2 separate regions of the Homo sapiens genome follow, and region 2 is linked to region 1. A link is an interaction called in ENCODE POLR2A ChIA-PET data of the cell type or tissue named here. Cell type or tissue: Panc1. All regions are shown on one strand. Links, peaks and the distances in the headings refer to the core of each region. The heading gives the core; the rest is flanking DNA. Region 1 overlaps EDARADD (EDAR associated via death domain). Region 2 has its middle 29 kb from the start of GPR137B.

The links. ChIA-PET counts read pairs that join two places held together with the same protein. Peaks named below come from ENCODE experiments on the same cell type or tissue, not always from the same donor. Only the 100,000 strongest peaks of a DNase experiment are listed, where the experiment ranks them.
Region 2: POLR2A ChIA-PET joins it to region 1 with 9 read pairs; 6 of 35 experiments call an interaction of 5 or more read pairs at or near these places.

The regions. Positions count from the first base shown.
Region 1 is chr1:236,398,370-236,403,745 of GRCh38, forward strand. The region is part of intron 1 of EDARADD (EDAR associated via death domain); the gene reads left to right. Among named protein-coding and RNA genes, the nearest start is that of EDARADD, 6.8 kb to the left of the region's middle. In Panc1, for the core only: no CTCF peak of the experiment used is centred there; no DNase peak of the experiment used is centred there; H3K27ac peaks cover 2,913 bases.
Region 2 is chr1:236,110,358-236,115,733 of GRCh38, forward strand. It overlaps the pseudogene ACO2P2. Among named protein-coding and RNA genes, the nearest start is that of GPR137B, 29 kb to the right of the region's middle. In Panc1, for the core only: no CTCF peak of the experiment used is centred there; no DNase peak of the experiment used is centred there; H3K27ac peaks cover 226 bases.

The sequences.
Region 1 (5,376 bases), core at 233-5,232:
TACTGGTGTGAACCACTGTGCCCAGCCAGTCGTCTTTTAAAAACAAATCGGATTCTGCCATTTGTCTGTGCTGGCTTTGAATCCGGTGCTGGCTTTCCAACACTCCGACAGATCCTCAGTCCTTGAGGCTTACACACTCTGTGCAATCAATCCCTACCTGTTCCTTCACTTGCCTCACCTGACACCTAGCTTGACCCCTGCTCTCTGCACGCAGCCGTGCTGCCTCCTTTCATTTCCTTGAAGCCTCTTGCACCCTCGTGCCTCCTGGCCTTTGCAAACTTTGTTCCTGCGGCCTGGAAGGACCCCTGCATTCCAGCCCTCACCCCATCCTCCACCCACCCGTTTCCTTCTACTTAACCTCCAGATTTCAGCTCATAGGTCACCGGGATCCAGCCCGATGTTATACATGCTCAGCAAACCCTGTACCTTTCCTTTCTGGCACCTGTCACAATTTCTAGCTGTGATTATTTGGCCACCGTGGCTATTTCCAGTAGGAAATAAACTCGTGGACAGAGGTCATGTCTGTGTGGTAGCTCTCCCTAACACTCAGCATAGTACTCCGCACATAGTAAGCCCTGGGCAAATACCACCTCAGTGAATGAAGGAAGGTTATAAAATTTAACCACAGGCTCTTTAAAGAGTTGGGGGGAGAAAAAGCTCTTCCCGTATTGGCATTTTAGGAACTTACTCATCGAGTTAGCCGTATTAACTAAGTTTTCTTTGTAAAGTTAAAGTAAGATGTTTGTATATCCACGTGCATATAACAAAAGTATGTATATGATTATAGTATATTATGAGTTAATTGTATTTATTTATTTATTAATTTTTTTGAGACAGAATCTCACTCTGTTGCCCAGGCTGGAGTGCAATGATGCGATCTTGGCTCACGGTGACCTCCACCTCCTGGGTTCAAGCAATTCTCCTGCCTTAGCCTCCCAAGTAGCTCGGATTACAGGGGTGTGCCACCACCCCTGGCTAATTTTTGTATTTCTTTTTTAGTAGAGACGGGGTTTCACCATGTTGGCCAGGCTGGCCTGGAACCACTGACCTCAAGTGATCTGACTGCTTCAGCTTCCCAAAGTGCTGGGATTACAGGCATGAGCCACCACGCCCTGGCCACACCCTGGCCATGAGTTAATTTTAAGTGACTTTTTACATTGAGAAAATTCACAAGACTGTCACAGTCACATGGAAGGAAAACAATGATGGTGGTTATAGTGTAGCTATCACCCTGTGTCTCTCCCACTGAGAAACAGTCTCACAATGGATGAGCCAGATTTGTCTGTCAAATGTTTGTAAAATCTGTTTGTTCATGATTGTTCATACAGATAGATTTTACAGACAGAAACAAACAACCGGGCTTTGAAGGTCTGGGTCAAAGGTGGCACAATTCCTTGCTTCGTTGCAGTAAGGCAAGTGCCGACGGCCACAGAGCATTGCAAAAGAGCACATTCTCCCTTTGTTCTGAGACTCCACACCGCAGGGCTGTTTCCTGGGGGAACCCTGGGCCTGGGCCACCAACTCAGGACAGCCCCAGTGGTGGCATTCACCTCTCACTGCCCCTCCTGTGGGCTTCAATGGGTCCAAGGTGGCAACCTACCCTCCTGTGGCATTGGGCGCAGTACCCAGGACTAAAGGATAAACCACTTCCTGGAGCACTCATATGTGCAAAGCTGGACCAGCCAATTCTTTCTGCAGATACACCAAAGAGAGGGATGGCAATCTGTGGTTTTCCCTTCTCTGCTCCTTCTGCCCTTTCTCTTTCTCCTCCACGTGGGTTTTCCCAATGCTCACTTCATTTCTCTTCCTTTCTTACAACGCCTCTGCTTTGTGAGTTTCCTTCTCTCTACCCAAGCATTTTCCCTGAGCTTTATCTCTTTGTTTGCTGTCTTCCCTCATCCTCCCCTGCCCTCTTCTGTTTGATCCCCCGTCAGTAGCCTGGCTGACACACTTAATGCTCGGCTGCCCTCCAGAGAGGTTGCTGTAGGGATGTACTTCTGTGATCCTTGCCCCTTTCCCAGCTTGTTCAGCCCCTGCTGCGGGGTCTGAGGTTGACAGAGTAGCCGAGGTCAGGGTGAGGTGCTGAAAAGACAGAGGAAGCTCAATGAAACAGTGTCAGCACCACCACGCAGCAGCACCCCTGCAGCTCTGAGAGCTTCTGGAATCCTGAATATGTCTCAGGACTCCAGAAAAACTTCCTTTTGTTTTTTCTGTCTCGCTCTGCACTCAGGCTGGAGTGCAATGACACGATCTTGGCTCATTGCAACTTCCATCTCCTGGGCTCAAGCAATCCTCCCACCTCAGCCTCCTGAGTAGCTGGGGCCACAGGCTTGTACCACCACACCCGGCTATTTTTTTTTTTTTTTTTTGTATTTTTAGTAGAGATGGGGTCTCGCCATATTGCCCAAGTAATCTCCTGAACTCAAGCAATCTGCCCTCCTTGGCCTCCCAAAGTGCTGGGATTATAGGAGTGAGCCACCACACCCCACCTCCAAGCCTTTTTTATATCCAATAATGACAATAGCAGTCAAAAGAAAAGTTATGGGCTGGGAGCGGTGGCTCACGCCTATAATCCCCAGCACTTTAGGAGGCCGAGGGAGGTGGATCACCTGAGGTCAGGAGTTCAAGAACCAGGCTGGCCAACATGGCGAAACCCCATGTCTAATAAAAATACAAAAATTAGCTGGGCACCTGTGATCTCAGCTATATGGGAGGCTGAGGTGGGAGAATCACTTGAACCCAGGAGGCAGAGGTTGCAGTGAGCTGAGATCACACTGCTGCACTACAGCCTGGGCGACAGAACAAGACTGTCTCAAATAAAAAAAAAAAAGCTATGGTACAAAACAACACACAAATAACAAATGAGAAAGAAATTAATCCTGCAATCACACATTCAAATAATTGCCTGTAATTCTTCACTAGAAAGCACAGTGACTGCACTTTTCTGGCTCAGGATGCTTGGGAAGGCCAGGAAGTCCTGACATACTTCCTTGTTTTCTCTGAAAGGACATCTTTAGAGATGTTTGAACTTCCTTTGAGAAACCGTCTCTAGGAAGCATTCACCGCTATCTGATGTCAGAATGCGGCAGTGCAGTCCTCGGCCGCCCCACCAGTGTCTGTTTCGGGTTATGTGCTGAGGATTCTTTCTGGAGAGGCTGTTGCATACAGTACGTGTTTCCCAGCATTCCTGAAGAGGCTCTGATTTGGTAGATGATGGGATTTGAGTCTTTGAGTTGAAGAAGAGTAGATGAGATTTAGGATTTAGAGTGGATGCTGGAATGATTAACGCTTTTGGGGATGTCGGGAGGAGGCAAATAGATTCTGCATGTGGAAAGGATGGGCAGGGGGCAGAGTGTGAACTGTTACGGGTTGAATTGTGCCCCTCTAAAAAGATATGTTGAAGTTGGAATTCCTAGTACCTCAGAATGTAACTTTCTTCGGAAACAGAGTCTTTCCAGAGGTAACCAATTCAAAATGAAATCATCAGAGTGGGCTCTAAACCAATATGATTGGTGCCCATATAAAAAGGGGAAATGGGACACACAGACACTCACCTTCTCAAGAGAGTCTGTCGGGTGGTCAGTGTATGAACCACTTCTATTTTATTTTGAGACCAAGTTTCGCTCTTGTTGCCCAGGCTGGAGTGCAGTGGTGCTGTCTCGGCTCACTGCAACCTCCACCTCCCGGGTTCAAGCGATTCTCCTGCTTCAGCTTCCTGAGTAGCTGAGATTACAGGCATCCATCACCGTGCCCAGTTAATTTTTTTATTTTTAATAGAGATGGGGTTTTCCCATATTGGTCAGGCTGGTCTCAAACTCCTGACCTCAGGTGATCTGCCCGCCTCGGCCTCCCAAAATACTGGGATTACAGATGTGAGCCACTGTGCCCAGCCCACTTCTATTTTAAATTTTATTTTATTGGCCAGGCGTGGTGGCTTGTGCCTGTAATCCCAGCATTTTGGGAAGCCAAGGTGGGTTCAGGAGTTTGAAACCAGCCTGGGTAACATAGTGAGACCCCCATCTCTACAAAAATAAAAATAAATTAGCCAGATGTGACAGCACATGTCTTTAGTCCTAGCTACTCAAGAGGAGGTGGAAGGATTGCTTGAGCCCAGGAGGTGGAGGCTGCAGTGAGCTGTGATTAAGCCACTGCACTCCAGCCTGGGTGAGAGAGTGAAACCCTGTCTCAAAATTTTTATTTTATTTTTTATTATTTTAAATAAGTAGAAATGAGGTCTCACTGTGTTGCCCAGGCTGTTCTCAAACATCCTGAACTCAAGCAATCCTCCCACCTTGGCTTCCCAAAGTGCTGGGACTACAGATGTCAGCCACCACACCTGGCCATGAGGCACTTCTAGAACCTGATTATACTGGAAAACAGGCAGATTATGAAGCCAGAAAGTCCCAGATACAAGTTCTGGCTTTTCCACTTACCTCTTACCCTGTGATCTTGGATACTCAATGTGTGAAAAAGGGGATGCCTAATGCCTTCCTCAGGGTTACTGGAAGGCTTAGCTGAGACTGTGTGTAAGCCATGCCATGCAGAGCAGACGCTAGGGAAGCTTTTAAACTTTTCAAACTTGTCTTGTCTTTTCTTTTTTTTTTGAGACAGAGTCTTGCTCTGTTTACCAGGCTGGAGTGCAGTGTTGAGATCTTGGCTCACCGAAATCTCCGCCTCCTGGGTTCAAGCGATTCTCCTGCCTCAGTGTCCCCAGTAGCTGGGATTACAAGCATGTGCCACCACGCCTGGCTAATTTTTGTATTTTTAGTAGAGATGGGGTTTCACCATGTTGGCCAGGCTGGTCTCGAACTTCTGACTTCAAGTGATCCACCCGCCTTGGCCTCCCAAAGTGCTGGGATTACGGGCGTGAGCCACCTGTTCGAACTTTTCTAAGTGAGAGCTTTGAAAGCTTTTTTCTTTTCTTTTTTCTTTTTTTGAGAAGGAGTCTCGCTCTGTCGACCAGGCTGGAGTGCAGTGGCGTGATCTCGACTCACTGCAACCTCCGCCTTCCGGGCTCACACCATTCTCCTGCCTCAGCCTCCTGAGTAGCTGGGACTACAGGTGCCCGCCACCATGCCCGGCTAATTTTTTGTATTTTTAGTAGAGACGGGGTTTCACCACGTTAGCCAGGATGGTCTCGATCTCCTGACCTCGTGATCCGCCTGCCTCGGCCTCCCAAAGTGCTGGGATTACAGGTGTGAGCCACCACGCCCAGCCTAGAGCTTTGAAAGTTTAATTGTGAACTTTCAGCTTGGAGGTGCTCTTTGACCCATGTGGATACTACTACTCACCACTCACGGACTTTTAAAGCAGGAAGGGGATGCAGAGGTGCTCTGTTCACCTCCTGAGATTTAAGTTGGGGATTTAGGACCCACA
Region 2 (5,376 bases), core at 324-5,323, 290 kb before region 1:
GTTCATCAGCAGTGGGCTGCCCAAGGTGGCCATGCCGTCCACCATCCACTGTGACCATCTGAAAGAGGCCCAGCTCGGAGGCGAGAAAGACCTGCGCCAGGCCAAGGACATCAACCAGGAAGTTTATAATTTCCTGGCAACTGCAGGTGCCAAATATGGCGTGGACTGCTGGAGGCTTGGATCTGGAATCATTCATTAGATTATTCTGGAAAACTATGCATACCTTAGGGTTCTTCTGATTGGCACTGACTCCCACACCCCCAGTGGTGGCGGCCTGGGGGGAATCTGCATTGGAGTTGGGGGTGCCGATGCTGTGGACATCATGGCTGAGATCCCCTAGGAGATGAAGTGCCCCAAGGTGATTGGCATGAAGCTAACAGGCTCCCTCTCCAATTGGACCTCACCCTAAGACGTGATCCTGAAGGTGTGGCAGGCATCCTCAAAGTGAAAGGTGGCACAGGTGCAATCGTGGAATACCACAGGCCTGGCGTAGACTCCATCTCCTGTGCTGGCATGGCGACAATCTGCAACATGGGCGCAGAAATTGGGGCCACCACTTCCGTGTTCCCTTACAACCACAGGATGAGGAGGTACCTAAGCAAGACGGCCGGACAGACATTGCCAATCTAGCTGATGAATTCCAGGATCACTTGGTGCCTGACCCTGGCTGCCATTATGACCAACTAATTGAAATTAACCTCAGTGAGCTGAAGCCGCACATCAATGGGCCCTTCACCCCCGACCAGGCTCACCCTGTGGCAGAAGTGGGCAAGGTGGCAGAGAAGGAAGGATGGCCTCTGGACATCCGAGTAGGTCTGACTGGTACCTGCAACAGTTAAAGCTATGAAGATCCCGGGCGCTCAGCAGCTGTGGCCAAGCAGGCACTGGCCCATGACTTCAAGTGCAAGTCCCACTTCACCATCACTCCAGGCTCCGAGCAGATCCACGCCACCATTGAGCGGGACAGCTACGCACAGATTTTGAGGAATGTGGGTGGCATCGTCCTGGCCAATGCTTGTGGCCCCTGCATTGGCCGCTGGGACACGAAGGACATCAAGAAGGGGAAGAAGTACACAATCGTCACCTCCTACAACAGGAACTTCACGGGCTGCAATGATGCGAACCCTGAGACCCATGTCTTCGTCACGTCCCCAGAGATTGTCACAGCCCTGGCCATTGTGGGAATCCTCAAGTTCAACCCAGAGACCAACTACCTGATGGGCAAAGATAGGAAGAAGTTCAAGCTAGAGGCTCTGGATGCAGACGACCTTCCCCAAGAGGAGTTTGACCCAGGGCAGGACCCCTACCAGCACCCCCCACAGGACAGCAGTGGCCAGCACGTGGATGTGAGCCCCACTAGCCAGCGCCTGCAGCTCCTGGAGGCTTTTGACAAGTGGGATAGCAAGGACCTGGAGGACCCGCAGATACTCATCAAGGTCAAAGGGAAGTGTACTACTGACCACATCTCGGCTGCTGGCCCCTGGCTCAAGTTTTGTGGGCACTTGGACAACATCTCCAACAACCTGCTCACTGGTGCCATCAACATTGAAAACAGCCAGGCCAACTCCGTGTGCAGTGCCAACATTGAAAACACCCAGGAGTTTGGCCCCGTCCCTGACACTGCCCGCTACTACAAGAAACATGGCATCAGGTGGGTGGTGATCGGGGACGAGAACTCGAGCCGGGAGCACGCAGTGCTGGAGCCTCCCCACCTCTGGGGCCAGGCCATCATCACCAAGAGCTTTGCCAGGATCCACAAGACCAACCCGAAGAAGCAGGGCCTGCTGCCCCTGACTTTTGCTGACCCAGGCGACTACAACAAGGTTCACCCTGTGGACAAGCTGACTATTCAGGGCCTGAAGGACTTCGCCCCTGACAAGCCCCTGAAGTGCATCATCAAGCACCCCAATGGGACCCAGGAGACCATCCTCCTGAACCACACCTTCAATGAGATGCGGATCAAGTGGTTCTGTGCCGGCAGTGCCCTCAACAGAATGAAGGAGCTGCAGCAGTGAGGGCAGTGCCTCCCAACACACCCCCAACCTCGCCCCCCAGAGCTGGCGTCATGTTCAAGTTCAGCTCCACATGCGCCATCAGCAGATCCGATCCATCCAGCCATGGGTTCTGATTCCAAGATGGTGTGACCAGACATGCTTCCTGCTCCCCGCTCAGCCCACAGAGTGACTGTGGTTGGGGGAGGTTCTTAAAATAACTTTTTAGCCCCTGCCTTCCTATTTTTAGTGTTTGGTTCCAATCTTAAGCAGCTCCATGCAACTGTATTTATTTTTATTGACAAGACTCCCATCTAAAGTTTTTCCCCTGCCTGACCATTTTATTGGTGGCTGAAGGATTCTAGAGAACCTGTTGTTCTTGTAAGGAAAACAAGAAGCCAAAAAAAAAAAAAAAATTAAAACGGCAGATTCAGCAAGCTGCTGTGGGGAGGTGTTAAGGGCAGCTGTTTGGGGGATCGCACATAACACCACATGGCTAGAATAGGGTCCAGGGTCCAGGGTATGCTGTGGGGTGAACATGTGGGGTGAGAGCAGTAGACATGTCTGCAGTGGGCACAGCACCGAGGGTATTCTACCTCCAGAGCAGTGGGATTTAAGCAGGTGATTGATATGAAGAGTTTTACTACTTAGAGGGCTCCAGACCCCAGATGCAGAGCGTTGAGCAAATGAGGCACCCTTTGCAAATTTGAATGACAAGTTTAACCACACGCAGTTACCCTGCAGCGTAGGACCTGTCCTAGCCAACAGAACAGAGCAAGAGTTCTGGAAGGTGTTTGATGTTTGCACCATATGCTGCGGAGTCCCACAAATCTAAACTCAAGCTCTGGCTTTGCCATTCACTAGTACCATAACTTCCGGCAACCCTTAATTTCTGTATCATAAAGTAGGAATAATGCTGGGATCAGTGGGTTGAGCTGCTGTGAGGATTAAATGAAGCATTGCTTGCAAGGTCATGTTACCAAAGCAGTCCCACAGTGGAGTGTTCAGGACCACGAGTGGATGGCGGCACCAGACTCTGAAATTCTCCTCCGGTCCCCTCCTGTGTCGCACGTACGTCAGCACGTGGCCGGGCGTGGATACCTGCCTCATGAGCCACGTGTTCATTCAGGAACTATTCCGACCTTACACACCAGGCCCTGGGCAGGGAAAGATGCTGCCTTCATGGAGCTGATAGCCTGGTCGGGGAGATAAATGGTAGTTAAATGACACAATGAATATATAAATAGAACCATGACAAGTGTTTCAGAGGGGAACCCTGTGTTCTAATTGGGGAGGTAGAGAAATGCTTGCTTGGTGTGTTAGTTTCCCAGCACTGTCATGACAAAGTACCACAAACTGAGGGGCTTGAAACAACAGGATTTTATTCTCACAGTTCTGGAGGCTGGAAGATCGAGATTGAGGTTAGGCAGGGCCGTGCACCCTCTGGAGGCCCTGGGGGAGGCTCCTTCCCGGCCCTTTCCCAGCATCTGGCATTGCTGGCAGCCCTTGGGATTCCTTGGCTTGTAGATGTGTCACTCCAGTCTCTGCCTTTGGTGTCACAGGAACTTCTCCCCTCTATCTCTGTCTGTGTCCAAACATATCTTTCCTTTATACAAACACCAGTCATTGGATGTAGGGTTCCTACTCCAGCATGACCTCATCTTACCTTGATTATATCTGCAAAGACCCCATTTCCAAATAAGGTCACTTTCACAGCTACAGCGGGGGGCAGGGTTGGGACTTCAAAATATCTTTTGGGGGAACACAAAAGATATATTGATATATATATTTCCCCTACATCATTTGGGGAAGTGATATTTGAGCCAAGATCTGCAGCTTGAGAAAATCTTATCCAGTCAAAGAGGTCAGGAAGCAGGTTCTGGGCAGGATGTGGCCTGTGCAAAGGCCCTGGGGCAGGAGGGAGCACAGCACCTACAAGGGACTGAGCAAGGGCAGAGGAAGGGATGGGCTTTGGGCACTGATTATCTTTAGGAGTGAAAGAGTTGCTAGGTATTATTATTGTTGTTTCTATATAAAGGATCACACAGGACAGGTCTCAGTGCCCCGTCCTGATGTGCTGTCCAAGCTGCTCAATCTGTTTTCCTGCTGTATGCCTCACACCCAGTTCTTTTCCCATCACGTATCATTCAGAGCAATGTGCAACCGCAAATATTTCTAAATGGGGAGAACTCAGGCAGATGGCGCGGCATGCCTTCAGCTCAGTGCACAGACTCTGCCCCAGACAACCCACCTGTGTGTCCACATTCCCCACTGACTGAGCACCTCCTGAGGGTGGGGGGCATATCATGTTAATATTTGTACATCCAACATTTCATGAAATGTTATGAACATCAGAGGAGTTTTATAAGTGTTTGCTAAATGTTACTGACTTAGATTTTCAGGGTGTGGCCAATTCCATCCGAAGGGCGTTATTTATCTTGTCACTAACCGTATCCTAGAGAAGTTATTAAGCATCCGTCTAATTCAAAGGAAAATGGGTAGATGGTGGGAGGATTAGAGAGTGGACGCCATGTTGGAATGCAGGGGTAGGGGAAAGCCAGCTTGCTAATCAGAATGTCAGTGAAGGCTGGGAGCTGGGGCTCACGCCTGTTACCCCAGCACTTTGGGAGGCTGAGGCGGGAGGATCAGTTGAAGCCAGGACTAGCCTGGGGGAACACAATGAGACTGTGTCTCTACAAAAAAAAAAAAAAAATTAAATACATTAACCAGGTGTGGTGGCACATGCCTGTAATCCCAGCACTTTGGGAAGCTAAGGTGGGCAGATTGCTTGAGCCCAGGAGTTCAAGACCAACCTGGGCAATATGACAAAACCCCATCTCTACAAAAAATATAAAAATTAGCCAGGTATGATGGTGCACACCTGCAGCCCAAGTTACTCAGGAAGGTGAGGTGGGAAGATCACCTGAGCCCAGTGAGGTCGAGGCTACAGTGAGCCGTGATGGTGCCACTGCACTCCATTCTGGGTGTCAAAGTGAGATCATGTCTCTAAATAAATAAATAAATAATTGTTCTATAGAATTTTATTGATTTAAGAAAATGTTCAGAATAGATTTATAAGTAAAAAATTTAAAAGGTATATATACATAGGCCGGGTGTGGTGGCTCACTTTGGGAGGCCTTTGGGAGGCCAAGGTACGTGGATCACCTGAGATCGGGAGTTTGAGACCAGTCTAACCAACATGGAGAAACCCCGTCTCTACTAAAAATACAAAAATTAGCCAGGTGTGGTGGTGGGTGCCTGTAATCCCAGCTACTCGGGAGGCTGAGGCAGGAGAATCACTTGAACCTGGGAGATGGAGGTTGCAGTGAGCCAAGATTGTGCCATTGCATTCCAGCCTGGGCAACAAGAGCAGAACTCCATCTCA